Linked DNA regions of Homo sapiens: region 1 is linked to region 2. Evidence: chromatin contacts called from ENCODE Hi-C or POLR2A ChIA-PET data. All regions are on one chromosome and are shown on one strand. Each heading gives the region's core, a stretch centred on a gene start or an enhancer-like site at or near the end of the contact. The rest is flanking DNA. Distances are from core to core; before and after follow the strand shown. Region 1 has its middle 41 kb from the start of CDC42EP3. Region 2 overlaps LINC03063 (long intergenic non-protein coding RNA 3063).

The links. A loop is a pair of places that touch in the nucleus more often than their neighbours do. ChIA-PET counts read pairs that join two places held with the same protein, here RNA polymerase II (POLR2A). Pooled maps may share reads with other maps.
Region 1: a pooled map shows a loop between it and region 2 (2.5-fold over the local background). The contact joins two enhancer-like sites. A Hi-C loop is called at or near these places in 1 of 168 maps with a recorded cell type or tissue (naive thymus-derived CD4-positive, alpha-beta T cell) and 8 of 50 pooled maps. POLR2A ChIA-PET finds 5 or more read pairs at or near these places in 2 of 52 experiments (H1 and OCI-LY7).

The regions. Positions count from the first base shown.
Region 1 is chr2:37,710,134-37,714,847 of GRCh38, reverse strand. No RefSeq gene overlaps it. Among named protein-coding and RNA genes, the nearest start is that of CDC42EP3, 41 kb to the right of the region's middle. Within about 2 kb of position 2,852, at least 3 of the 41 ENCODE cell types and tissues checked have a DNase peak (open chromatin) inside an H3K27ac peak, as active enhancers do.
Region 2 is chr2:37,569,810-37,574,513 of GRCh38, reverse strand. The region is part of intron 1 of LINC03063 (long intergenic non-protein coding RNA 3063); the gene reads right to left. Among named protein-coding and RNA genes, the nearest start is that of LINC03063, 9.7 kb to the right of the region's middle. RefSeq lists enhancers at 13-202, 3,267-3,326, 3,427-3,736. Within about 2 kb of position 3,438, at least 4 of the 41 ENCODE cell types and tissues checked have a DNase peak (open chromatin) inside an H3K27ac peak, as active enhancers do.

The DNA of each region.
Region 1 (4,714 bases), core at 1,603-4,102, 140 kb before region 2:
AAGGCATATAGATAAAGGAAAGAAAGAAGTAATTCGTATAAAGAGGAAAGTAAAACTGTCATTCTTTGCAGATGACACAATTGTTTATATAGAAAACTATGGATACAAAATAACTATAAGAACTAAGTAATGAGTTTACCTAGGTCAATATATAAAAATCAATTCTATTTCTATATACCAGCAGTAAACAATTGGAAAACAACATGTAAAAAATACTATATGCAATAGTATCAAAAAATATCAAATAGGAAAATGCTAAGAGAGGTGTACAATTTCTCTACAGTAAAAAACTGTAAAACACTGATGTGAGAAATTAAAGAAACCCAGACAAAAGGGAGAGACATTCAATGTTTATGAGGTAGAAGACTCAATGTTGTTAAGATATTTATTTTCCTCAGATTTATTTGTGAATTTAATACAGTCATCAAAATTTCAGTAGGACTTTTTAGAGAAATTTACAAGCTGAACCTATAACTGATATGAAAATGCCAAAGCAATCTTGAAAAAATTAAAGTTGGAAGATTTATAATACCCAGTTCTAAAACCGAATATGTTAGACTAATCAATGCATTGCAGTATTGACGTGAAGATAGACAAATACATCAAGAGAACAGAATCCAGAAATAGACTCATATGTATAGACTTAATTAATTTTTTAAAACGCTTTATTAGAGTAGTTTTAGGTTCACATCAAGATTAGAATCAACTGATTTTTAACTGAATGTGACAAGGTGATTTCATGAAGAAAAGAAGACTTGTTAACAAGTGGTGCTGGAACAACTGGATGGCCATATAAAAAACAAACAAAAAACTTGACTCCTGTCACACGCCATACAATAAAATAGTTTGAGATAAACATAGAACAAAATATAACCTAGAATAATAAAGTTTCTAGTAGAAAGCATAAAAGAGTAACTTTACAACCTTGGAGTAGGCAAATTTTTTTAGACAGAACACAAAAAGCACGAACTATGAAAAATGATAGCTGGTTTTCATTAAAACAAAAATTTCTGTGTACCAAAAGATACCATTAAGAAAATGAATATGCAAATCAGTACATATATCTGACAAAGGGCATGTATGCATTGTATATAAAGAACTCTTTCAAATCAATAATATGACAATTTAATTTTTTTAATGGGCAAAAGATTGAAGCTGTCATTTCACAAAAAAAGATACATAGAGTAGTCCCTCCCTTTATCCTTGGTTTCACTTTCCAGTTTCAGTTACCTACAGTAAACCACAGTCAGAAAATACTAAATGGAAAATGTCAGAAATAAACAATTTGTGGTTTAAAATCGTCCACTATTCTGAGTAGCGTGATGAAATCTTGAGCCATCCTGCTCTGTTCCACCAGGGAGCTGAATCATCCCTTTGTCCAGCATATCCACAGTCTGTGCTACCCACCCCTTAGTCAGTAGCTGCCTTAGTTATCAGATTTTTAAAAAATAGTACATACAGAGTTCAGTAATATACTTGGTTCCAGGCGGCCACTGGGGTTCTTAGAATGAATCCCCCAGGGATTAGTGGGTACTACAGTATAAGAACAAGGAATAGGCACATGAAAGTGTTTTCCACATCATTAATCATCACTGATATGGAAATTAAAACCACCATGAGATGCCATTTTGCACCTATTAAAATGGCTCAGATGTAAAGATAAGACAATACCAAAAGTTGATGTGGATGTGGAGAAATGGAACTCTCAAACACTGTTGGTAGGAATGCAAATGGTACGGCCACTTAGGAAAATAGTTTGTCAGATTTTTATAAAGTTAACTTCTTCATGTATCCTACAACCAGCAATTCCACCCTCAATATCTCTCAAAAGAAATGAAAACATATGTCCACAAGAAGAACTGTACAAGAATACTCAAAGAAGCTTTTCCATAACAGCCCAAACTGGAAACAACCCAAATGTTCATCAATATGAGGGTGGATGAACATACTCTGGCATATTCATAAATTGAATATTAGTCAAAAAGAAATAGATATGTATTAGTCAATAGATATATATTAGTCAAAAAGAAAAAGAAAAAATTACTGGCCAGGCACAGTGGCTCACGCCTGTAATCCCAGCATTTTGGGAGGCGAAGGCGGGCCGATCACCTGAGGTCGGGAGTTCAAGACCAGCCTGACCAACATGGTGAAACCCCATCTCTACTAAAAATACAAAATTAGCTGGGCGTGGTGGTGCATGCCTGTAATCCCAGCTACTTGGGAGGCTGAGGCAGGAGAATCACTTGAACCCAGGAGGCAGAGGTTGTGGTGAGCCGAGATTGCACCACTGCACTCCAGCCTGGGCAACAAGAGCGAAACTCCATCTCAAAAAAAAAAAAAAAAGGAAAAAGAAAAAAATTACTGATGATGTAACAGTATGAATAAAACTTGAGACTTCCAGTTATGCTAAGTGAAAGAAGCTGCACAAAATGTGTATAATATATAAACCAATTCTATAAAGTCCAAAACTAGGCAAAATTAATCTCTGGTTAAAAAAAGACATAAACAGTGGTTGCCTCTTGTTTTGGTGTAGTCAATTGTCATGATATATTCAACTGTCAAAATAATTGAACTGAATACTTAACACTTTCTGGTAGATTGTATGTAAATTATACCTCAGTTTTTTGAAAAGCAACTACATCGAGTGGATAGCAGCTACACAAATTACCACAGAGGTAAAGTTTGCTCATCTAAGAAACATTTATTAATAACTTACGTGACAAGCACCATACTAATATCTGGGAATACCAAGCTCTATAAGATGTGATCCCAGCACTGAAGAATGCATGGATTCTAAGTGATGGGGAAAGCACAATTTCAAAATGTTGAAACAAGTGCTTTAATGCAGCTATACACTATGACTGTATATGGGAGCACAGAGGAGTGAGCAAGATGTTACAGACCAGGATGATGACCACTTGTCTGACCATAGTGCAGCCACTATGGTGGCTTGGGGTAGAAAGTTGCCTTTTATTTTTGGCCTTTGGGACTTGGGGAGATATCTTAGCAGGTGTAAGGACTCTAAATAACAGTTCCCCAAAACTTTAGGACAAAGTCTTTTTCACAGTGGGAAACTGGAGATATGTTTTCACCAGAATAAGCAGAAAAAGGCCAAACACTTCCTGAGTAATAGATTTAAAGAGCAGCAGGTCTCTCAAGCCAGGGTCCCTATGCCACACTGCAGAGCAGCCCACAAAACACCCTGAGGATGTGGCTTGCTGGCCACACCCCTTAAGTCATGATAGCCCTGCTAAAGAATGTAGGGCCCCAACAAAGAATGTCCTGAAAGCCATTTAAGAGCCTTCCAGGAAAACCACAGCCAGCAATCCACCACTTGCAATGTGTGTGGCGGGGCTCCTGCTTCTCTTTGCCTTCCTTGGCTCCCTGAGCTCCCATCAAATCCCAAGTCATCTCAAAAGGAGGTGCAGGGCCAGTTGCAGTTTACTTGCTGGTGATAGAGAGGACAAGGCACCTGCCTGCAAGTCTCCAAAGACAGCACTGGGGAGCCTCCCTCTGGGTGTCTTCAGGGTCTCCCTGCAAAGCTCCAGCTCCTATAAGATTGCGATTGTGACTCTCAACAGATGAACCCCCAGAGAGAAGTTGTTGTGGGGGAAGCTCCAACAGGTTCATGGCCCCCTCCTCCATCTTCAGAGTCACCATCCGCAAATCTCTTTCTCTCTGTCCCTCTCTTCTGTCATCACGCCTCCTCCTGTCTGACTCTGACTCCTGCATCCTACTTATGAGGACCCTTGGGTTTGCATCGAATCTACTCAGATTATTCAGTGTAATCTCCCCATCTCAAGATCTTCAACTTGATCACATCTGCAGACCCTCTTTTGTCACATATGGCAAGATTCATAGGTTCCAAGCTTTAGGATGCGAACATCTTTGGGGGATCATTACTCAGCCTACCACTAAAACTCTAAGCCTATCTTACCTCGAGACAACAATAATAACCAATGCATCTAGCCATTGAGTGCTGACTATGTGATATAAATACAGATATGGAGATAAATACTGCTATCTGTATATAGAGAGATTTTTTAGAGATATTTATACACTTACATTGATAGGCTATCTTCCCACACATATGTATTTTCTCACCGTAGCCCTGCAAAGTCATTTCATTTTACAAATGAGGAAACGGAAGCCCGAGGAATTTTGAAGGACAAAACACTGTTTATAACGGGTAGTCAACGCGGGTTTGGATGACTCCAGAGCCAATGCTCTTTACCTTGTTGTCTTCCATTTCTGTTCCATGTTTTGGTGGGAAACCCAGAGTATGAATTTTGTGTATATATCTTCAACCTAATTTTTTTTCTCCAAGTTAGGACTGGAAAAGCCCACATCTGTGGCTTGGAAGACAAGGAAGGTGTTATTCCCAGTTGGCCACATCTCTAGAAAACAGAAAATTCTGCATTTCCCCCAGGAAACAAAATTGTTCATTGCTTATCTGTAGTGTATTGTTTCTTTTCTTGCTTTACCTCCCTCATTGTTTTTACTTTTCCTCATCAGCCTCCAACCTCAGTAGAAGATGTATTTCCAAGCAGAACCATTCGCCAATCTAAAATTTTCCCTGGTTTTTGAAATCTATTTCTTCATAGACTCCATCACAAATTTTTCAACCATTCTAGAAGGAAAAGCCGAGAAATACTACAGTAAAGGAAACAAAATTGGAGGCTGAAAAATATATATACATTAAACCGTGGTTAAA
Region 2 (4,704 bases), core at 2,189-4,688:
CTGTGTAGCATTTTCCCCACTTGCTTTATCCCCTCACTCAGAGCTTTCCCATCACTCAGAGCTTCTCGGTGTCTATTTATTTCTTCATTCGAGTCCCAGCCTCTGGTTATTTTTTACTGGGCCTTGCTCCCCTGTCTCCTCCTGCTCATAGCCCCTTCTCCAGCATCTCTCTCTTCCCGGGTCACCTCATCAGTATCTTTTTCTTCTATAACGTAGAGAAACATATTCCTTTTTGTTTCAGTCCTAGCCCAGTCAAGCTATGGTCAGTAGGTCTCATTTTCATAACCAAACATGCCCATATAAGGTGTGTTCTGAAGCAAAGGCAGTTCTCTTCCTGAGTCTGCAGTTGGTACTTCATGTGACTTCTCCCCTCCCCATTACATACAGCATATATAAATATATATGTAATATGTACACACACATACTCATGCATATGGAAACTGAGGCCCAGAGAGATGGCAACTTGCCTGAGGCTGCTTAACTGGCTAGTGACAGAACCATGACAAGAACTTAAATTCTTAACTCCTTTTTAAGTGTTCATTGCCTCTGAACACACTGCCTTCTGAGCGTTCAAGCATTTTATATCAATGGTAATAAACAAAAAATAGTTTAGTGGGAAAGGCAATTTAAGCTAAGTGCCAAATGCATTCCATAGATATATAATTTATTTTCTGAATCTATGGGGCTAAGGCACATAGTATAAATATGAGGAAACAGAAATTAGCATAAATCTTGAAATAAAGTTGCCTTTCCATTACATATGGTAACAGATGATTCTACAGGGCTAAAAGAGACTGTTTAGGGGGACTACTCATTTGAAAACCTTGTAGTATCAGTAAAAATACTTTCTGTGCTCAATATTTTCTTACTGATTTCATCACAAACATAAAATCATGAATCATAAAGCTGGAAGGAATTTCAGTTAGATCATCTGATTCACTTCTCCACCTTCAAACAGAAAGGGGTATCCTTATCCCCATTTCCAGAGGAATTAGGTAGTTGCCAGAAGTACTAGTATTGGCTTAAGGGCAACTTAGAGTCCTGTTTCTCTACTGCTTCATTTTCCAGAAGCCACATCTAACGTGGTCTTTTGCAAATTGCAAACCGCTTTTCACACATTTTACTTGTGATAATCCTCATAGCAACCTTATATGACAGGTCAATTATTACCTCATTTTTACAGGTGGGGAAATTAAAGCTTGGAGAGATTAAGTCACTTGCCTAAAAGCACCCCACTAGTATATGACGGTTAAGACTGAAATCCAAATCTTCCATCTCCAAATCCCATGCTCTCTCTTTACAATTCTATTCAGACTGTACTAGAGGAGGTGGTTTGTGTTGGCACACTGGTTTGGACGTTATAGACAATGAGAAAACATGGCTGAACTGTCAGTCACTGCAAGAGGGATCTTATTTTTATCTAATAGGAGGTCTTGGCTGGACAGGAACTGAGTCTCAAATACTTCCAGTGACTGGGTGGTAACTCCATGTCAGACGCTGTTCCAGGTGTCCAGGATAGATCAGTGACCAACACAGAAAGGTCTCTGGCCCCTGGAATTTACATTCTAGTGGATGAGACGGACGTGAAACAAATAATGAAATATAAAATATGTCAAGTGATGTTAAGTGCTATGGAAAAACTAAAACAGAATAGACGTGTGTGTGTGTGTGTGTGTGTGTGTGTGTGACAGAGTGTGTAAGGAGAATAGGAATTACATTTTATATATATGTAAGGTGTTTAGGAAATTTCATCAGATAAGGTCACATTTGAGAAGATCCCTAAAATAGGTGAAGGAGAAAATTTCATGGAGATCTGGGAAAACATATTCTGGATAGAGAAAAATCACAAATGCAAAGACACTAGAGTATGAGTTTAGTGAATCTGAGGAACAGGAAGAAGGCCAGTGTGTCTGGGAAGGTTTAGCCACCATGTACTTGCCTTCATTGAGCAAAAACATCCATAAGAGAAAAAACAAGTGCACGTCTTTGAAACATAAAAAATAACACAGGGTAAAAATGAGTGTTATAAAGAGGCATAAATCAAGTACTATGGGATTTCAGAGGAAGTAAAGGAGGCTTGGAATCCCAGAGAACCAGCACTTAATTCTCTATTCCAAGGTTTTCCTTTTTGTCTGAACTGTAAAATATACCATTTTCAAACTTATCTTATGTGGATTGCCAATATGAAAACAAATGAAATCAGACTACTCTAGTGAAGTGAAGGGGTGGAGGAGGTTTAGCCTTCCCAAGTTGGCCTTACTCTTTCTCATCACCAGCCACAGAAGAACCTTCATGGAACCCTGGGGCCTAGGAAACAAAGTTTGCCAGCAACAGATCTAGTCAAACTAGCTCATTTTACAAAAGAGGAATCTGAAGCCGATAGTGGGAATCTTCTTCTGGCCTCTACTGGAGTGAAGTCTCCCTGGTCTTCTGGGCTGGCCTCTGCCGCTAATGACCATAGAAACTGCTTCAGCTTCCAGTCTGAAGTTCCCACCTCCTTGTGTTGAACCTTGGCCTGACTGACTTGGAACTCCATTCTCTCTGCCTGTGGACCAATGCATTCACCTATGGGACCCATGCATTCATCATTTCTAGGGGCAGTCTGAGACCGTTGAAACAAGGAAGTCACTGCTCAGATTTGCATTGCAAATTAGATTTTGAGTCCAAAGGAAGACAATAGTCCTGAAAATTAGATTTATTGGGAGAATGTACCTCTTGAACACACAGAGATAATGACAATGAAACTGCTCTACGCTTACACCCTGAAAATGACAAGCACATCCTTGACATCATCCTTCGCATATGATGCACTTCTTTGCTTAAAATAACCTCCTTTTTAATAAATTCTACTCATCTTTCGAAGAAGCTAAATTCTCTTTCCCTGTGATGCGTTCTCAGACTTTCCCAAGCAGAATCAATCAACCCTCCATCTGTGTTCCTGTAGCACTTTTTTTCATACATTTATTATAGCCCTCATCTTATTGCATTAGAAAAATGTGTTTACATATTTTTCTTCCACTGACTCTGAGTTTCTGTTGTGAATAAGAAATATGTCTCACTCATACTGATGCCTCAGCTGCTGCTAACAGTGTTCTGGCGTTTGATACATTTGCTGATTGGCATTGTAATTCAGTACTGGCTGAGGTTATGAGAAATGAGTGTCCTTCTCAGCCATAGACTTTTTTAGAAGTTGCCAACCAGTGACAAACCATTATTAATTATTTGCTTGTCAACTTGATAAGTTATTGAAAAGTAAAATGACTGTGTGAATATCCTGTTACTGATCATTGAAAGTTTCTGATGGACAGTCCCGGCACTCACCCTTGGTCTGTTTCAGTCACAAGCCTTCTTACACATTTTTCTGTTTGCTCATCCATGCTGGATCTGTTCTGAGGCAGACACGTTGCTATGACCAACGCAGCCAGCAATGACACATTCTCCCTCATGCCTGGCCACAGCCCCTGGTAACTGTCAGCCTTGCAGATATGACTGACAAGAGTAGAAAGTAAAATCTGTGGGAAAAAATATGAAATCAGGTTCCAGTTCTCACTCCCTCATTACGTAAAAATGATACCATGTTTAGTGAGTGTTGTGTGGTGAATCTCACATGATCCTGAGACAGAAGGGGCTTTACCAGGAGAGAAGTGATTTTTCTGACAGATACATGAGCCTCGGTAATGGTGCCATTCAGCACTGAAAGGCAAACTTAAGTTCCCTTTGCCAAATTCACACTGCACATCAAAGCTACAGGGAAGGGTCAGTCCTTTTCAACAACTGCAACGTAACTAAAGCCGCTTCGTTTGCAGGAGTTCATAAAAACTAGATTATCCCAGATCCATTTTCTTAAACCAAGAACAAAACAACCTCAGTAGTAGAAAATGTCAGCTCTCACATGTCCACTGATCTTTGCCTCATCATCTAAGACTTTTTAGATTTTGTGTTGAAATACAGCTTCCCCTACCAACAGGTCTGCCCAATCATTTTTAGCCCAACTTTATAGTTAAGAGTTCAAAGTACAATATTCTTGCTTTCATGTATAAGCATTTATTTGATCACATGGGATTTACCACGTTTATTGTCAAACAATTGATCTTTTCTTCTTAAATTCCTCTAGGATTTCCATCTAGTTGATGTGGTTTTCATGTTTCTAACAGAAACAGCAAATAAGAACACAAGAGAGAAATGTTTGTATCTTGTTGAAATGTGGAGTATTCAGGGTTATCACTAAAAGGCATTTGAGACATGACCACACAGAAAAGAGAATCCAGGGAACTGTTTGGGAAGACAAATCACATTAAGGGTGTTTATTTGGATTTCTAAAATTTCCCTTTCTCTGGTTTTATTTACATTTCATTAATATGAAGTGATTCAACCTGAGTAACATTTTGTCCTACATAGCTTACTGATTTGACTTTTGCAAGCAGCCGGACACCAAGAGTGGCCCTAAACAAGTTCTTGGTTGATGCAAAGCTCCACACGTATTGAATCAGATAACTGTAAATGAAAATTGCCCTTTAAATGTAATCTCTCAAAATCACTAGAGTTCATTTCCCCTAGAGAAGCAGATAGCTTACGCACATTCCCTTAGGAAGGGGATCAAGTTTGTTACCTATAAAACTAAGAAGGCAGAACTGCTGTCAAGGGCAGGAGTTGAACTGTACAGTTTTAATTCCTAAACTGGACCCAATTCAATGGGCTTTGGTC